Linked DNA regions of Mus musculus: region 2 is linked to region 1. A link is a loop called in an ENCODE intact Hi-C map of the cell type or tissue named here. Cell type or tissue: left cerebral cortex. All regions are shown on one strand.

What was found. Peaks named below come from ENCODE experiments on the same cell type or tissue, not always from the same donor. Only the 100,000 strongest peaks of a DNase experiment are listed, where the experiment ranks them.
Region 2: it touches region 1 in a loop (2.6-fold over the local background); 1 of 42 quality-filtered maps calls a loop at or near these places.

Annotation. Positions count from the first base shown.
Region 1 is chr15:83,130,949-83,138,948 of GRCm38, forward strand. It overlaps Poldip3 (polymerase (DNA-directed), delta interacting protein 3), which reads right to left. Exons shown (of 9, transcript NM_178627.4): 2 at 7,184-7,574; 3 at 6,520-6,606; 4 at 4,346-4,441; 5 at 2,199-2,378; 6 at 1,629-1,706; 7 at 533-662. Among named protein-coding and RNA genes, the nearest start is that of Rrp7a, 12 kb to the left of the region's middle. In left cerebral cortex, no CTCF peak of the experiment used is centred here; DNase peaks (open chromatin) are centred at 3,911 and 4,760.
Region 2 is chr15:82,267,839-82,275,838 of GRCm38, forward strand. Septin3 (septin 3) reads left to right here and starts at 964. Exons shown (of 12, transcript NM_001368785.1): 1 at 964-1,229; 2 at 3,595-5,027. The coding sequence starts at 3,614. It overlaps Gm52180 (a long non-coding RNA gene), which reads right to left and starts at 7,606. Exons shown (of 3, transcript XR_003951511.1): 1 at 7,276-7,606; 2 at 4,506-4,783. In left cerebral cortex, a CTCF peak has its summit at 3,539 (motif pointing left); DNase peaks (open chromatin) are centred at 589, 3,555, 7,262 and 7,816; H3K4me3 peaks cover 1,421 bases; H3K27ac peaks cover 1,184 bases.

The DNA.
Region 1 (8,000 bases):
AGCAAAGAATAGACATTTCTCTAGCAGACGCATTCAGCAGGTAAGCACACAAAACATGGTCAACACCACCAGCCAACAGGGGAATGTAAACCATCTTTGCTTTTCTCTCCTTCCTTGCTTCTAGTACAGAGCCCTGGTCCTCAGCAGGCCCACAGCACACTCATAATGAGCAAGCGAAAAAGGAGCATGGCCCAGGGCTCCCAACTGTGGAGCTTGAGATTAAATAAGAAGCTGTGTATTCACTGGTAGATCTTCCCCAGAAGCCAAGACTCCCGGCCTCTGAGACCGCAAGCCCGCCCACATGTGAAGGGAGAGCTATGGCAATCGGCTTTCCCAACCAGACCCTTTAAGAGACTCATCCACTGAGACACACTACTCAGAGAGTGCACAGCACTGCCTCTTCCTGGTATCCAGAAGCCCTAGTAGGGTGAGTTCCCCAAGACGTCTTTGTACCAATGTTGAGGATAGTTTACCCCAAAAGCTCACTGCTTTAAAACAGAGGGGAGCGTGATGGTAGCCTCCCCTAACCTACCATCCAGACATCGGTTATTGTACTTCTTATAAGCAGTGATGGCGTCATCCTTCTTCACGAAGACAACTTCTGCTACCCCAGGATGGACCAGTCGAGCCCGCTTGAGAGCGCCACACACACAGAAAAGCTCCTGCAAAGGACACGTGAGGTTGGGAGGGACATGCAGACCACTTGCCGCTCACTCTCCAAAGACTGCACTGCAGCGGCACACCCAGGGTTTCAGGGTGGGTCCTTGGCTGCAGGTCTTCTTCACCTGCAGTACAAGGGACCGCCCACAAAGTGCCCTGCCCCAAGTTCTCCCTGTGCAGTTCCACAGTGATAATACTTATGGACTGTCAGAGCTCTGTGCTAGAACTGGGTCCAGGCTTATCAAAAGGTTTTCAGAGACCTCTGAGATAGACCCACAGAATGACGGGGAAAGGCAGTGGCTAGTGCATCATGGAGAGGGAGACTTGCAACTATGGATGCTGGTGTCCTACTCTGGATGACTGACAGTCAAGGTTGCCTGATGAAGGGGTTCCCAGGACATGGCATGAGACTGAGCACTAAAATCAGGAGAATCCTAGCAAATAAGAGACAGGTGGCCAATGGGTGTTGCCTTCTGCTCTCAGGCTGTGTCCCCTCCTAGCTGGCTTCCTGCCACAGCCTTTGGGATGAAGTATGGCATTAAGTACAAGTGTGAACTACACACCCGGCTTCAACTGAACTCATCTTTGAAGGAGTGCTCTGTACATGTGGTCTTCATATGTAGTCACCACATCTTTGTGACAGGGGAGGCAGAGGCCACAGAGAGTATACCACGTGAAAATGGATGAGAGTAGCAAATCAGAACTTAAACCTGAGCTGGGAGTAGTGAGGCAGGCGGAGGTCTGTGAGTTCAGGGCCAGCCAGATCTACAAAGTGAGTCCAGGGTAGCCAGTTACACAGAGAAACAGTGTCTGGAAAAACCAAACCAAAACCAAACCAAACCAAAAGCCCTACCCTGAACATGAGCATCCTTTGAGTTCCAGCAAATCATGACCTGCCATGGTCCTAGGAACTTATCCCACAGAAGCAGCCTGTGACTAAAAGGTCAGGTGCCCATGACGGTACTTACAACTATGTCCTCCTCTGTGACTCGGGGGTGCAGATTATTCACGGTCATCTTGGTGCCTTCCAAGGGGCTAAGCACAGGCTGCCAGCGACAAGCACGAACAGAGTCAGAAAGTAGCACGCACCCCACAAAACTCACCCCAGACAACTGGCCAGGAAGGCACAGCAGAAACCCATTCGGAGTGCATCCATCACACCCTGGACAGTGCAGGCCAGGAGACTCCTGCTCCTTTCTTAGGGGATCCAGACCCTTCACCCCAAGCTTCCGCACAGAATGCTTTCCTTGCTTCTAGACCCAGTCAGAACAAATGGTGTAGGCTTAAATTCCTGAGAGACCCAAGACACCATCTCCTCCTGGTTCTCAGTACTCTCTCCTGGGACCCTCATGCCATGTAGTGTGCTCTCTCTACCAGGGTCCTCACTGCCCAGCAAGCTCACCGAAGATCAGCAAGCTCGCTGGTTTATTCATTGCAGAAAGGGGAGGTAACATCCACGTCATAGAGTGTTCTGAAGACCCTCTAGGGTACACTGACACCCAACACAGGCCAACACGTAGCTGTAGCTTTCCCCTTACCTCAGCAGGCGGCAGCTCTTTGGGAGGCTCCTCCTTGTTCACCAGCGTCCGGGACATGCTGGTCAAGGCTTTGGTTCGAACAGAGGAGGGGAGAACAGGAGCGGTGTAGGCATCATTCTGGACCACTTTTGTGAGAGGGAGGGCCTTGGACATGGACAGCTTGGAACTGCTCAGTCCAGTCTGCACAAACAGGAAGAAGAGTCTGAGAGACCAGTGATACAGGCCACTGTGTGACGAGCTAAAAACAAGCAAATGCTAGACCCCCAAAGCCTCAGTCCAAGCACTTAGGGTAAGGCGGCCAGTACACTAGCCAGCAATGCCACTACTAGGGAGAGCAAGAGAATTTCATACAGACAGCCAAGAAAGGACCAAGGTAACTCCACCCTTCCCTCCTCCATTCGCCCCCTGCCTTACTTAGTTTTAGTAAATAACTTGTCCCGGACCCCACCCACCCACCCTTCCCAGATAAACCTGGAGTTAGCCAGGACCAATTAGTTACTTGCTGACATAGATACAACCAATCATCATAAAGGTCAAGTTGTCCCTACTGCCCTTTTTTCCTGCTTCAGTTTTATGGCTTAAAAGGCCTGTGTGCTACCTGCTGAGGGTCTGGCCACTTCTCTAATTGATCAGCCTGCGGCAAATAAACTGTTCCTGCTTGACTTGTCATCATGGATGTGACCTGAGACTCAACAGCCACAGGCTCATTTACAGCTGGTCAAAGGCCAAAAGCCTGAGGTCAAGCTCACTGCTCCACAAGTGTCTAACGCCATGGAAGGGCTATCAGCTGGCAGATGACTGAACACAAAACTCTTTGTATTTTCTTTTTTAATGATTAATTTTTCTTTTCTGTGCATTGGTGTTTTGTTTGTAGCTATATCTGTCAGATCTCCTGGAACTGGGGTCACAAATGGATGTGAGCTGTCATACGGTTGCTGAGAACTGAACCCAGGTCCTTTCGAAGAGCAGTCAGTGGTCTTAACCTTTGAGCCATCTCTCCAGACCCGAGGAACTCTTAGGAAGACACAGAACTCCTAGCTTTTGGTCTCTGACCTGGCAAGGTCATGAACAGTGAGCCTCTGTAGCTCCAGCTTCCTGTAAGAAGCCTAGCACACACAGACCTCAGAATCAGCCCCTCCAGAGCTGAGGGTCTGGTCCCTTGGAAACAAACTCCTCATACTGACTTGTCTAGAAAGACGCGGGAACTAAAGCAGCAGTGGTTTTGCTGACTTAGGTTTGCTGTCAACTGAACAGGAAGAAAGGAGGGATGCCATAGCCAGAGAAGTAGAGAGAACGCAGCAGGGTCACTTCACCATACTTCTGCTACTCTGGCTGAAGCATCTTCCCCATGGCAAACTCCACTCTCTCAAGCCACTTCCTGTGTCTCAAGAGCCAGGACAATGTCCTGGGAGCCATGCTGATCTAGCTCAACAACTCCATGTACTACTTGGGTACAACTCCATGTACAAGCTGGGTAATGTTGAACAGGTTCATCTACCCTCTATGTGCTGCCTCCTTATCGTAAGAAGAAACCCATGCCATTGAGAAGCAGCAGCGATCGTAAATGAATTACTTTAAGCACTGTTTTCCCACCTGGAATAAGCAATGGACTAAGCCAGCATAGACAGGGAGACCCAAATCGTCTCCTTACTGTAAGTAAATGAGCTGGCATCATTCAACGTCACGAGCACTGTCAGGCCTTATTCAGTACCCAGGAGATTGCATTACCGTTGGGATCCTGGCCAGAGCTGAGTCTGCAGCAGGAGCTTCCTCAGGCTCCCAGACTCAGCTTTCTCACTTCTCTGCATGATGTCTGACAAGACCCTTAACTGATGCAGCCAACTTTCTTGACTTCCTGGTAAACTTACACTGCTTACAGTTTACCTAGCTGCTGTACTGTTACAGTAGCAGAAAATGGACTAAGACACAATTTCCTTCAAGTGATTCAAACCAGCCCCTGGGACTGCAGCTCTTCATTGTCACTGCATAGGACCTTGACACCCCAGTATTAGCAATGTTAAATCAAGGAGCTGGCTAGTTACAGCTCTAAAAAGCTTATAGCCCAAATTAATGAGAGGCCTGTCCACAACCTCACCCATCCGTCCACTTAATCTGATGCAGCAAGAGAAAGAAAAAAATCGGCATACCATGTGGTGAACAAGGCTGCCCGTGGCTGCAAACTTCATCTGCTTGGGAGGGACAGGCACCACAATGTCATCATCTTCATCCAGGTCATACAAGTTCTGAGAGGAAACAAACAGTAGCTGGGCTAGGGAATATTGCTCAGTGATCCCTAGCACCCGGAAATAAACAAATCCATCAGCTGGATAAATGCTAAGACAGCATGCAGGCCCTCAACACACATCTCAACCAAGAGCAGAGCAATGGCTGCTAAATGAACAAGGACGTAGGAAGGAGTGCGACACACGAGTACAGGGGTCGAGAGACGTGTGACCAAAGGCTTCACGGGGACTCCTACCACAGACCAATAACACCTGCTAAAAACTACTTCTATGTACAGGAGCTCAGAAATTCCTTTTTGGTAAAACATCCATGTAGCCCAGCTGGCCTGAAACTAAATCCTCCTGTCCCCAGCCTCCCAAGCATATGGCCAGAAATACCTTTTTATAAGTAGCAAATGTATATCCAGAAACTCTACAACATTTTATATTCAGTCAGAGACATAGTCTGAGGAAGGAAGTCATTGTGAATAGATAACAAAGTATACTTATACTACGTACACAAACCTAGATGATAAGATAATAGAGCTTTGCATAGCTAGTCTGGTATATGCCTCTGTAGACAGTCTATCACTGAGTACAATGTCGCTGTGAAGTACAAGACTGTATCAATTGGCTTAGAAAGTCATCCCACAGTCTGGTCTGTTGGAGTAAACCTAAACCCTACAAAAGAGTTTTATCCCAAAGATGTTCACAGTATAGTATTTCTGGAAGGAAAAATGTCAACTCAGAAGATTAGCCAGTTGCTAAACATGTTACTATAAATTTGAAACAAATTCTTAAGAAAAAAAAAAGGAACATTAAAAAATTGGGTGAGAATATACTCTCAATCCTACCAAGGTATTAAACAAAGAGTAGCAGCAACAAAGGAAAAACCAGGAAGACTGGAGGAGTGGGTCAGTGGTCCAGTACTCGTCCAGGACCGGAAGGCCCAGCACATTCCCAGCACAGGAAGCTCCAGCAGAGTTTCAGTAGTGCCTGCTTGGTGGACAGGCACATGAGGGTGTTTTCCCCATTAGACACATGCAGTGTTTATAAATCACTATTTGATTTTCCTGTCTTCTACTGCCCTTTATGCCTCTCCTCTCTCAACAACAAGTTTCCTCTCAGAGGCTGGAGTAGCTGCTTAGACGGTAAAACACAAAGCTCTGGTTTCATCGGCAACACAACGTACCAGGAAGGTGGAGGCAGGAATATCGAATGATGTTCATAATGAACTAGAAACCAGCCTGACTACATGAGAGATGGCTCAGCGGTTAAAAGCACTGACTGCTCTTCCAGAGGTTCTGAGTTCAAGTCCCAGCAAGCACATGGTGGCTCACAACCATCTGTAATGGGATCTGTGACAGTGTACTCACATATATAAAATAAATAAATCTTTTTTTAAAAAAGTTTCTTTTTGGAGACAAGGTCTCCCTATGTATGTAGCTGAGGCTGTTGTAGACATTGTGACCCTCCTGGCTCTGCCTCCCTGATTATACATACACCATGCCTGGATTAAGAAGTTTCTTTTTTTAAAACAAGGTCTCTTTCTGTAGCCCAGGCGGTCCTGAAATCACTATATGGCCTAGGTAGGTCTCAAATGAATGAGCTCTGAGCCAACTTCCAAGTACTGAGCTTACACGTATGAACCATCATCATGTCTTCTAAAGGGCCTCTGCTTCTTTTTCTGCAGTAGCATCTCACTATGTAGATCAGGCTGGTCTCAGACTCATAGAGCATCACCTGCCTCTGCTCCCCAAGCTCTAGGATTAAGTGTGTGCGTCATCACAGCTAGCACAAATTTCTTCTTCTTCTTCTTCTTTTTTTTTCCCGAGACAGGGTTTCTCTGTATAGCCCTGGCTGTCCTGGAACTCAGAAATCTGCCTGCCTCTGCCTCCTGAGTGCTGGGATTAAAGGCATGTGCCACCAAGCCCGGCACAAATTTCTTCTTAAAGCTCACAAATTCCAAGGTGAAAACCTTCTGGTACTTTGAAATAGGAGCCTCAGGCCAGTCCTCAGCCGATCTACCCTAACAGATCTCGTCAAGCAAAATGCATGCATACAGACCCCCACGTGGGTACCAGACACACTCATTCTACCTGTTTAGCCTGGTGGTTATTGACAACATTGATCCTCATTCCAGCAGGATGGGCATGAAGTGGCACCATGGCCTTTTGCTGTGGAACCTAGGAACATCCAGTAGTCACAATCCATCCCAGAGGGTTCATGTGCACGCTACGTAGGTCAACGAATTTAAAATACTTTGGTGTAAACAGCTATCAGCAAAGGTCATGCAGTAACGGACCTGAAGAGCTCAATGAACTTGGCTCAGTGAACAAAACTTACACAGTTAGCTTTGCAGTTTCCTTTCCTCCTGAGTGGTGGTTGTCTGGGGTGGCCAGGGCACTGCACAAGCAGTCAGATCTCCTGGGCTCCGACCCTGGTCCTGCGACTGACTGGCTGACTGAGTAATGTCAAATGCATTACTTCCCATTTCTTACTCTCTTTTATAAAACTGAAGTAGTAACACTACATTTTTCTCTACTTTGGTCTCACTTTGCAAAGTCAGTTCATTCTTTTGGACCTCTTCTTTGAAAGACAACACCCCGTGCTCCACAGACTGTCCGAAATGCCTTTCTGAAGTCGGAATGTGCTGGACCAACATCTGGAACAAACTGCATTTTGCCATTCCCCAAATTTCCCTGCATACTTCTAGCCTTCTCCCCAGGTTTCTGGAGACGCTGGAGGGGAGCCACAACCTACCTGGATAGTTTTGGTGAGCTTCAGAGCTGGGGTTACAGTCCCAATGGGCGGGCTTGTGAACGCAGCAGGGGATCTCCTCTTCAAGCTGATCTTCTCCCGGGCATCAGCCACCTGGCGGGGCTTCTGGGGCACAGTGCCCTGCTGCTTTCGTGAGTTCAGCATCTCCCTGGCATCCTGTACTTTCCCTTTGATCCGAAACCGGGCGTCTTTCTGCAAAAGCTTTTCCCGGGCATCTTTGACACCCAGCTTGAGCCGAGCATCTGAGAGCCCAATCTTCTGTCGGGCGTCAAATCTCTGCTGGAAGGTGGCTGTGCGAGCTGGCTGGTTAACAAGACTATGCTGGATTCCAACTCGAGACCGGACACCTCCAATTCCTGGCCTGACACTGAGCCTGCAAACACATAATCAAACAGGAAATGGATCAGGGGCTTAAGAGCAGCCCATGGAGGAGAGTTGGAGACACTGACCAAAAAGCTTGTCCCGGAATTTCCACAACCCTGCTGGCACCCAAATACACAGAAACATAAATATTTCTTTCTCGCCCCAGGCTTTTAGCTTGGCATCATAAACAAAACCATGGAGAACCCATTACCAGTTCAAACTGTTTGCTCTCTTGGCATTCTTTTAGTCAACATTTTATATACCTGCTTTCTGTGTGGAAGGCAGGCAGACCTGGTAAAGCTGCCCCTTAAAACAAATGGTGCCTCTATGCAGGCAGGTACCTCTTAGCAGGACTAAGGAAGCCGACCTGTAGGTCTCAGCACTCAAATGTCTAACAGAATAAAGATAAAGGATGGATCCGCAGCAGGATGGATTG
Region 2 (8,000 bases), 860 kb before region 1:
AAATGACAAGAGGTTTGCTCAGAGATGGTCAGTCAACCCTGGAGGGAAAGGAGGCAGACCAGCAGGCGAAAGACAGAGATGGATGGGACGCGGGTCTTGCTCTGAAAGGAGGGAGGCGGGGTGGATTCTAGATCTTCAGGCTGGAAGAAATCACTTCAGGGCATCTAATCTCTAACTGAGAAGACAGCTGAGAACTAGGAGGGTTTTGTTATTGTTGTTAGGTTTGGTTTTTTTGTTTGCTTGTTTTTTTCCGGGACAGGATTTCTGTGTAAAGCCCTGGCTGTTCTGGAACTTACTGATACCGGCCTCTACCTCCTAGTGCTGGGATTAAAAGTGTGTGCCACCACCTCCTGGCCTATTGGACAGGAGTCTTATAATGAGTGGTCAGGCAAGGAGAACCCAGGGCCCCTGACTTCAGCCCCACCCAGCTGCTTGATCTCCAGGAGGTAATAAGGCAGTGTAGGCCCTACAGAGCCGGCTCCCCAGGGTGTCCAGGCTGATTTTGCCACCTCTTTCTTTTCTCAGGGCCTCAAAACATGTAGGGAGGGGAAAGAACTCAGACAGCGCCCCTCCCCCTCCACTGTGATTGCTTGCAGGTTGCCTGGTAACCAGGGCATAGCCAGCTATGGCAACCTAAGGCTCAGAGGGATGAGAATGGGATGAGAAGAGAAGAGGATCCTGGGCCCACACGTTCATCATTCAGTCACTGTGAGAAACATGCTGAGTGATTCTTGTTAGGCCCTGGGACCCAGAGAAGGATAAGATCTGCGTCTTTCAGGACTTTGCTGTCCAATATGGTAGATGGACATTCAAATGAAATAAAATTGAAAAAAAAAATCCAGGTCCTTGGTCATCATAGAATAGTGGTAAGTGCTCGGGAGCCGCCTGTGGCTGGTGGCTATTTTATTGGACAGTGGACACATAGAACATTTCCATTATCACAGAAAGTTCTATTGGCCGGCCAGAAGCTCACTCGCCAAGGCGAGCAGCTCACAGGAAAGCAGGCCAGAGCCCCCAGTGTTGTGGGGTATGGCAGAAAGGAAGTGGCAAGATGATGGGTCGAGGACATGCCAAGAGAACGTTGGGCTTGGCTCCTGGCTCAGAGTGAGTGTTTAGGGCACGTCTGTGGCCTGCACTCTGTGGCTGAGATGCTGTGCCCATCTGCTTACGGGCCTGGCTTTGGCAGAAGACTCTGAGTTTCTCCAGCCTGGCTCAGTCCCTGGCACAGAGTAAGTACCCAGCCAATGGCGTCTCTTCCCACCACGGTCCTTCTCATACTATCATGTGACAGAGCAGCCTGGTGCTGGGGAACCCAGGAAAAGGTTCTTAGCCCAGTGGCCACAGGCTGCTGAGGATCTGCCTCACCAGAGACAGCTGGGGTAGGTCTGTGGATTTCTTTGAGGTCTGGCCCGGGGCTGGCTAGCTTCATACCCCGAGTCTTACTTAGCAGAGGATCTGTCTGAAGCAGGATGGGTCTCAGAGAATGGATTTGAAGGGTACAGTTGTATACACAGAAATCCCAACATGAAGCACAACCGCAGGAGCATGGACACAGATGGCCCTGGGGTCAGCAAAGTCTTAGGTGGTTGCAGAGGGAAAGTGGGAGGGCATGAGACAAACAGGGACATCACCGTTGGAGTAGCTCAGTTCTCTCTTACTGGTGACACTTCTCAAGGGTCCAGTCTTGGAGACAAGGACACATGGGTTATGTGCCATCCCCTCCCTAGGTGGCTCTGCGCGTATAGGGCAGCTCAGCTGGCTGACGCCCATAGCTCTGTAGGATTCCAGAGACTCAGAGCAGCCATTCACTGCCACCCACTCTCAAGAGGCCAGAGCCTCCCTGCCCGGAGCCCAGTCCAGCGAGAGGGACAGGTCAGGGGAGAACTGGGCCCTCAGCTAGTGGACTATGATCAGGAGGCTTAGTGAAAGCTCAAGAGAGGACCCAGAGAAGAGAGGTCTCTGAGCCCGGCCACATGGCTAGCCTCTGGGTGCAGAGGAGTGGGTGGGGTCTGCAAGAGGTCAGCTTCCTTGACTGAAAACCACCGGCTTCTTTTCTGTCTTCTGATCCAGGTAGGTGTGCCTGCCTGTTTGTGTGTGTGTGTGTGTGTGTGTGTGTGTGTGGGTATGTGGGGAGGGTAGAACCAAGGTGTTCACAGGACACGGGGCTCACTGAGGAGGCAAGGATCTAGTGACACAAGAACAAGGTGACCTCAGGAGTTCTGGTCCTTGGGTCTGTGGCTAAGCGAAGGGTGAACACGGTGTGCCCAGGTGCATGTGGTGGGAACAGTGGGCAAGAGAGGTCAGGGCGGCAGGGATATGCCTAATGGAGAAGAGGCAGAGAGGCTGGACAGTTGAGAGAAATACATGGCCAGAGATGATAGGCTAAAGCCATCCCTTAAGGCAGAACAAGAGCCCCCTTGCATCCTGCTTCTCCTGTTCCAAACTTCAGAGAGACGGATGCGATACCACTCTCTACTGGCAGCCCTCACCTCCCCCGCCTCTCCCCTGCCCTCCCCCCCCCCCCCCCGGCCAGTCTTGGCCTGTGGTGTTGAAAGTAATGGAGATAACTTTGTCCCAGAGGCAGCACCAGTCAGCCCCCTGGGGACCCTGGAGACCACCTTGGGGAGTATGGTTCGACTACCTGTCAACCTGTCACCTGTCAACACTGGATCATCGAGCTGGGGACCCCCTTTTCTCTCAACTCCCTGCCCCCAGGCAGCCTTTTCCAACCTCATCCCTGACCCACTGCCCAGACCTCAGAGTCCTTCAGTCACGCCCCACGGATCCAGTACTCTCAGATCCGTTCCCAACATTTCCCCTTTCAAGCTGTCTTTGAAATGGTTGTTCCTAAGAGCAGCGAGCATCAAGTTATCTTGCAGGACCCGAACAGCTTTGCAGCCTCTCCTGGACCCTGTTCACCTTCAGCCTTATCTCTACTCTGCCAAGCAGAGCCTGGAAGTCCTGTGCTGGGGCTTTCAAAAGGAGGCTCTCCCTTCTCATCTGTGGGCTGTCCTTAGGAGCTGCCTGATGCCAGGCACAGTTTCCTTCAGCTGACATCCACCCTATTCAGGCTTCCCCCAAATGTCTCTCACCAGCAATACTCCAGCTCAGGGGCTCTTTCCTAGTGGGGTGCAGGGACTCCCGGTTCAGACTCTGTTCTCAGGCCACCTGGACATCCCACAGTCTCTGACCCAGATACCTGGACTCTTGTTTTCATTGCTATGGTGGTTTCTGCAAGAGACAGGCAAGATTGCCTTCCTCCAGAGTCCTTGAATTCATATGTAACCTCCACAGAGCTGTCCAGGGAGAGCATCCACCCTCCGGAACCAGGGAAAAGAGACAGCTAAACTCCATGCTGGGTTCTCTGATGTCAGGGGCAAGTTGTTTGATGGCAGTGCCTATAATGTGGCTGCAGACTGGGCAGCTGTATGAGGTGTGTGTCAATCTGCAGCAGGTGGAAGCTGTTGGGCCATAGGAAAACACAAACTCCCCTAAGGCCCTCACGCTAGGTTCCCTCAGGCTGGCAGCGCCACCTGCTGGTTGAGAGCTGAGACTTTGTCCTTGTCCCTCCCTCCTCCCTTGTGATTGCCTTAGGGAAAGCTGGACAGCCTGGATGAACCACGCCTTCGCACCTGCTCCTCCGGAGATGCAGCCACACAGGGCTCCAGGCCCCAGAACATCTTTCTCTCACAGCCACATGCTGGGGCACCACACCCACCAAAAGCTCACTGCAGATGTGTCCCCCCTCATCCCTGTCATCAAGAAGACTGGGCGTTTGGATGCCTTCCCCCAAAGCAGTGTCCTAGAGAATTCCAAACAGCCAAGCATTAGATCCAGGGCCTGTAGTATGTCCCAACAGGGCACTGCCACGGGGTCCCTGAGTTCCATGCCTCCCAATAGCTTTATGCCCAGGAAACTCAGCTCTATTTCCTTAACAATACACCAGAATGTCCAAACGCGGCCCTTAGATGCCTCACTTTCTCATTGGGAAGAATTGCCCAGTTTGCACAAGGAGGCTGTCACCCACAGAGAAGGGAGGCTGTCTGCTTCAAGTTTGCCACTCATGGCTCATGTGCCACAGGTCAGGACCTCCTCTGAAGGCCATGGGAACCCAGAACTTACCAAAGCCAGCAGAACACCCACAGGGAATAAACCTCTGGTGTCTTCATGCCTGACTTTACCTTTCCAAGCTCAGTTCATTCAGAGTTCGTCAAGCCTCCCGGGGCCAGGTCCCATGGGACAAGTCCCTTCCAGAGCCTCTCCAGGAAGAGGCAAGTGCAGGCCCAGGGGTATTCCCAGATCCCGAGCATACCTCCAAAGGGCTACCTCGGCTGCAAATGTGTCTGTTGTGAGCACAAAACTAGATAAAGCCAGACATATAGGCACAGTGGCTCTCCACAGACCGGAATTGGCTATCAATATGCCTACACTAAACCAGTCCAGACTGGTCAGAAGCGCAGAGCTTCCTGTTCTGGATGCCAGGATGGACCTGGCCACCAACTTACCTGTAGTATCCAAGTCAGGAAAAGTGACAGACTCAATTGCAGCAGGCACAGCCAGGGATTTAGCTAGAGCAGTGACAACCAAGTCAGGCCAGGTTCCGAATTTGGTAACTGCAGCATCAGACAAGCAGGAAAGTGTCAAGCTTTTGACCACGGGGAACTCAAACGTGGCTTTGCCAACATCGGATGAGGCCAAGCAGGGCATAACCAGGTTGGACACAGTCAAAGCTTTGGCCAGAGCCACCGTAGGCAGGCCGGACACAATGACAGATTCTCCTGCACTGGAGACAAGCAGACTAGGTACAGCCATGGATTCAGTTGTGCTGGTCTGCCCAGACCCAGCCAGTAGTGAGACCAAGCCACACACTGTCAACAATGGGACTATCAGAGACACGGTTACCTATGCTACCTCTCCTCAAAAGCCGAGCAGAAGCACAGACCCAGCCCAGGACCATGGAGCTGTGGGTGCTTCCACAGACAGCCTCAAGGAACCCACCTCGCTGGACCTGGCCCCAGAACCCAAAGGTAAATGCAAGAGCTTGGTTGGGGGAAGATCTGCTGGTGGGTGAGCAGGGATGCATCCAGCTCACCAGGTTATGAAAGAGAGTGGGGGCTCTCTGGTCAGAATTGAATAGGTGGCAGAAAAGGGGGCAGGGGTTGAGGGGCTGAAGGACACTGTCAGGAGGAAGGCTCACAGCTGAGGATATGCTAAGTCCCCTTCTTGACCAGGATCTATGCTTGCTGCTGCCGCTGCTGCTGCTGCTGCTGCTGCTGCTTCTTCTTCTTCTTCTTCTTCTTCTTCTTCTTCTTCTTCTTCTTCTTCTTCTTCTTCTTCTTCTTCTTCTTCCTCCCCTTCCTCCTCCTCCTCCTCCTCTTTTTTTTTTTTTTTGAGACAGGGTTTCTCTGTATACCCCTGGCTGTCCTGGAACTCACTTTGTAGACCAGGCTGGCCTCAAACTTAGAAATCCGCCTGCCTCTGCCTCCTGAGTGCTGGGATTAAAGGCATGCACCACCACGCCTGGCTCTATGCTTGTTTCTTAGTTCTCTAAAAAGTCAGGATAATTGGGTGATTTGTAGATGATTCCAGCTTTAAGGAAAGTCTATCTGAGCTCGAGGCCTCCCTGGTCTACAGAGCAGGTTCTGGGATGGCTAGTGCTACACAGAGAAACCCTCTCTGGACATCTCCCCACCCACCCCGCAAAAAAAGGCTAATGAGCAAAAACACAGAATTGCTACTTAAAAGGAATGTCAGTGACTGGGAGGTAAAGGTGGAAGGATAACGTTCACAGCCAGCCTTACCTGGAAGTCTTGGCTCCAGCTCTTTAAAGTTGGAGGTGTGTGTGTGTGTGTGTGTGTGTGTAAATCCTATACATGTCTATAAACAGGTCAGCACAAGGGCTAGAAATTCTATGGATGTCTCAGCTCAGATTCTGGGTCAGGAGAAAGGCTTGGGAAATATCCAGTCCAATTCGTGAGCTGAGTCCTCGGCTCGTCAGAGCCTCTCCTATCCCACTGTGCATGCGGCCTCCGTTTTCACTCTTTGCGGTGTAACCCCAGCTCTCCAGCTTCAGCTCAGCTCTCTCTCCTGAACTCTGCTGGACTACTCCCCCTGGGTATCTCCAGGACATGTCCAGAGGCAGGGAGCCCTTTTCTTCTAGAACCAGCTGCTGCCCTCCCCCATCTTGCTCAGCTGCAGGAACCATGGTGATGGGATTCCCAGGTAACCAGTCTTCCTCATTTTCTTCTCCATCCCATTCAGTCTATTCCCAATTTGACTTATGTACCGTCTCTGTCCTTGACCATGTTGCTGTCCTGGAACTCACTATAACTATGTAGATTAGGCTGGTTTCAAACACCATATATGTGTAAACTGTACATACAAATATACATATATAGTTTCTATGCAGCCCTGGCTGTCCTGGAACTATGTATGTAGATTAGGCTGGTTTCAACCCACAGAGCGCTCTAACCTCTGCTGGGGATTAAAGGCGTGCACAGCCACACCTCGCAGCTGTCGCTACTATGTATACTTCTGCTTCTTCCCTCCTCTACAAAGCTGCGACAGGCACTTAGTTATTTGATGGCAGAAGGTAAAAAAAAGTCTCACTATCCCCACCCCTAACCCCACTGTGCAGCCTGCCTCTCCACTCTCTTAGATGGGGCAACCCTTGTCTGCCATCTTTCTTGCCTCAGACCAGGTTCACGTTTTGAGTGTTCTCTTACACACAGCGCTCTACCCACTCCGGGCTTCCCTGCCCGCGTTGCCCTTCACGGAAAACGCCCCTTTATTCTTTTCCTCTCTTCTCCATTTGCCTTTCCATTGGCCCTCACCTGTCCCAAATCTTCCATTATATCTCCATGATGCCCTAGCACCCGTGCGAACCAACTTTCTGTTTTCTCTATTAACATCCATAAGCTTTAAGGTCAAGGAGGTTTGGTCATCCTCAGTTCTGTGTTCTCAGGGTTGATCAACTAGCAATGCATCAAAGACTTTTTGGGTGGGTAAGAGAGGCTCAGGGAAGTTCAGGGTTATAGGGTTCAGCACCTAGGCTGGGAGCTGGGTCTGGAACCCAGTTCTCTTGATTCGGAGCTCAGTCAGCAACCGCGCCTGGGCAGAACCGCGGCGATCCAGCGCAATATCCCAATCACCGCGTGACTCACGCACGCGCACGGTCGCCGGCAGCTGCCACCAGCCTCCTGCGCCCTGGACCTGGTAAGGGGCTAGGGATAGGCTCTAAGGAGACAGACAAGGACTGGGATACAGGCACCTTACCCGGCCGAGCATCCCCAGCTCCGGCACCCGCTCCCTCGTGCTGGCGCGGGAGCTGCGGGAAGGGGAGGGGCCCTCGGCGAGGCTGGCCTGCGCGCGGGTCACGTGGTGCCGGTGGCAGCGGCGGCATCGGTGCGCGCGGGCAGGGGCGGCGCGGCGCCGAGCGAGCGGAGGCGAGGTCCCGGGCGGGCGCGGGGCGCAGGGGCGGCGCGGCCGGGTGGCGGGTCGGGCGGGTAGGCGGTACGGCGCCGAGGGGCGAGGCCCGGCTGCAGGGGCCGCTTGGCCCAGGGAGAGCCCGCGCCCGGCTCAGCCTTGCAGCCCCGCGCCCTGAGCATCTCCCGGAGGACCCGAGACAAAGGAGGATTCATGTCCAAAGGTAGGGCTGTCGCCTGGGCGCTTGGCATCGGCCTGGAGGAGGCTGCGGCCCCAAGCCCTACCAAAGGGAGGGTTTGCTGTGCTGAGGACCCCACGTGCAGTGTGACATATGCATGGACGCACGCACACCCGGTGGCACACACTTGGAAGCATAGTCTCGGGCAAAAGCCCACAGAGAAGCTTGGGGAGGTATGGAGACCCAGATGCTTAGGGAAAGCCTCCGCTGGGGCACAGCAGGGCACGCACACACACGCACAGCATGAACTCCGAGCTCGAGCTCGGGTACCAGACCACCTACAACCAGTAAGAGACCTGTGCGCTGACACATTAGTCAGTCCCCTCCCCCCACACAG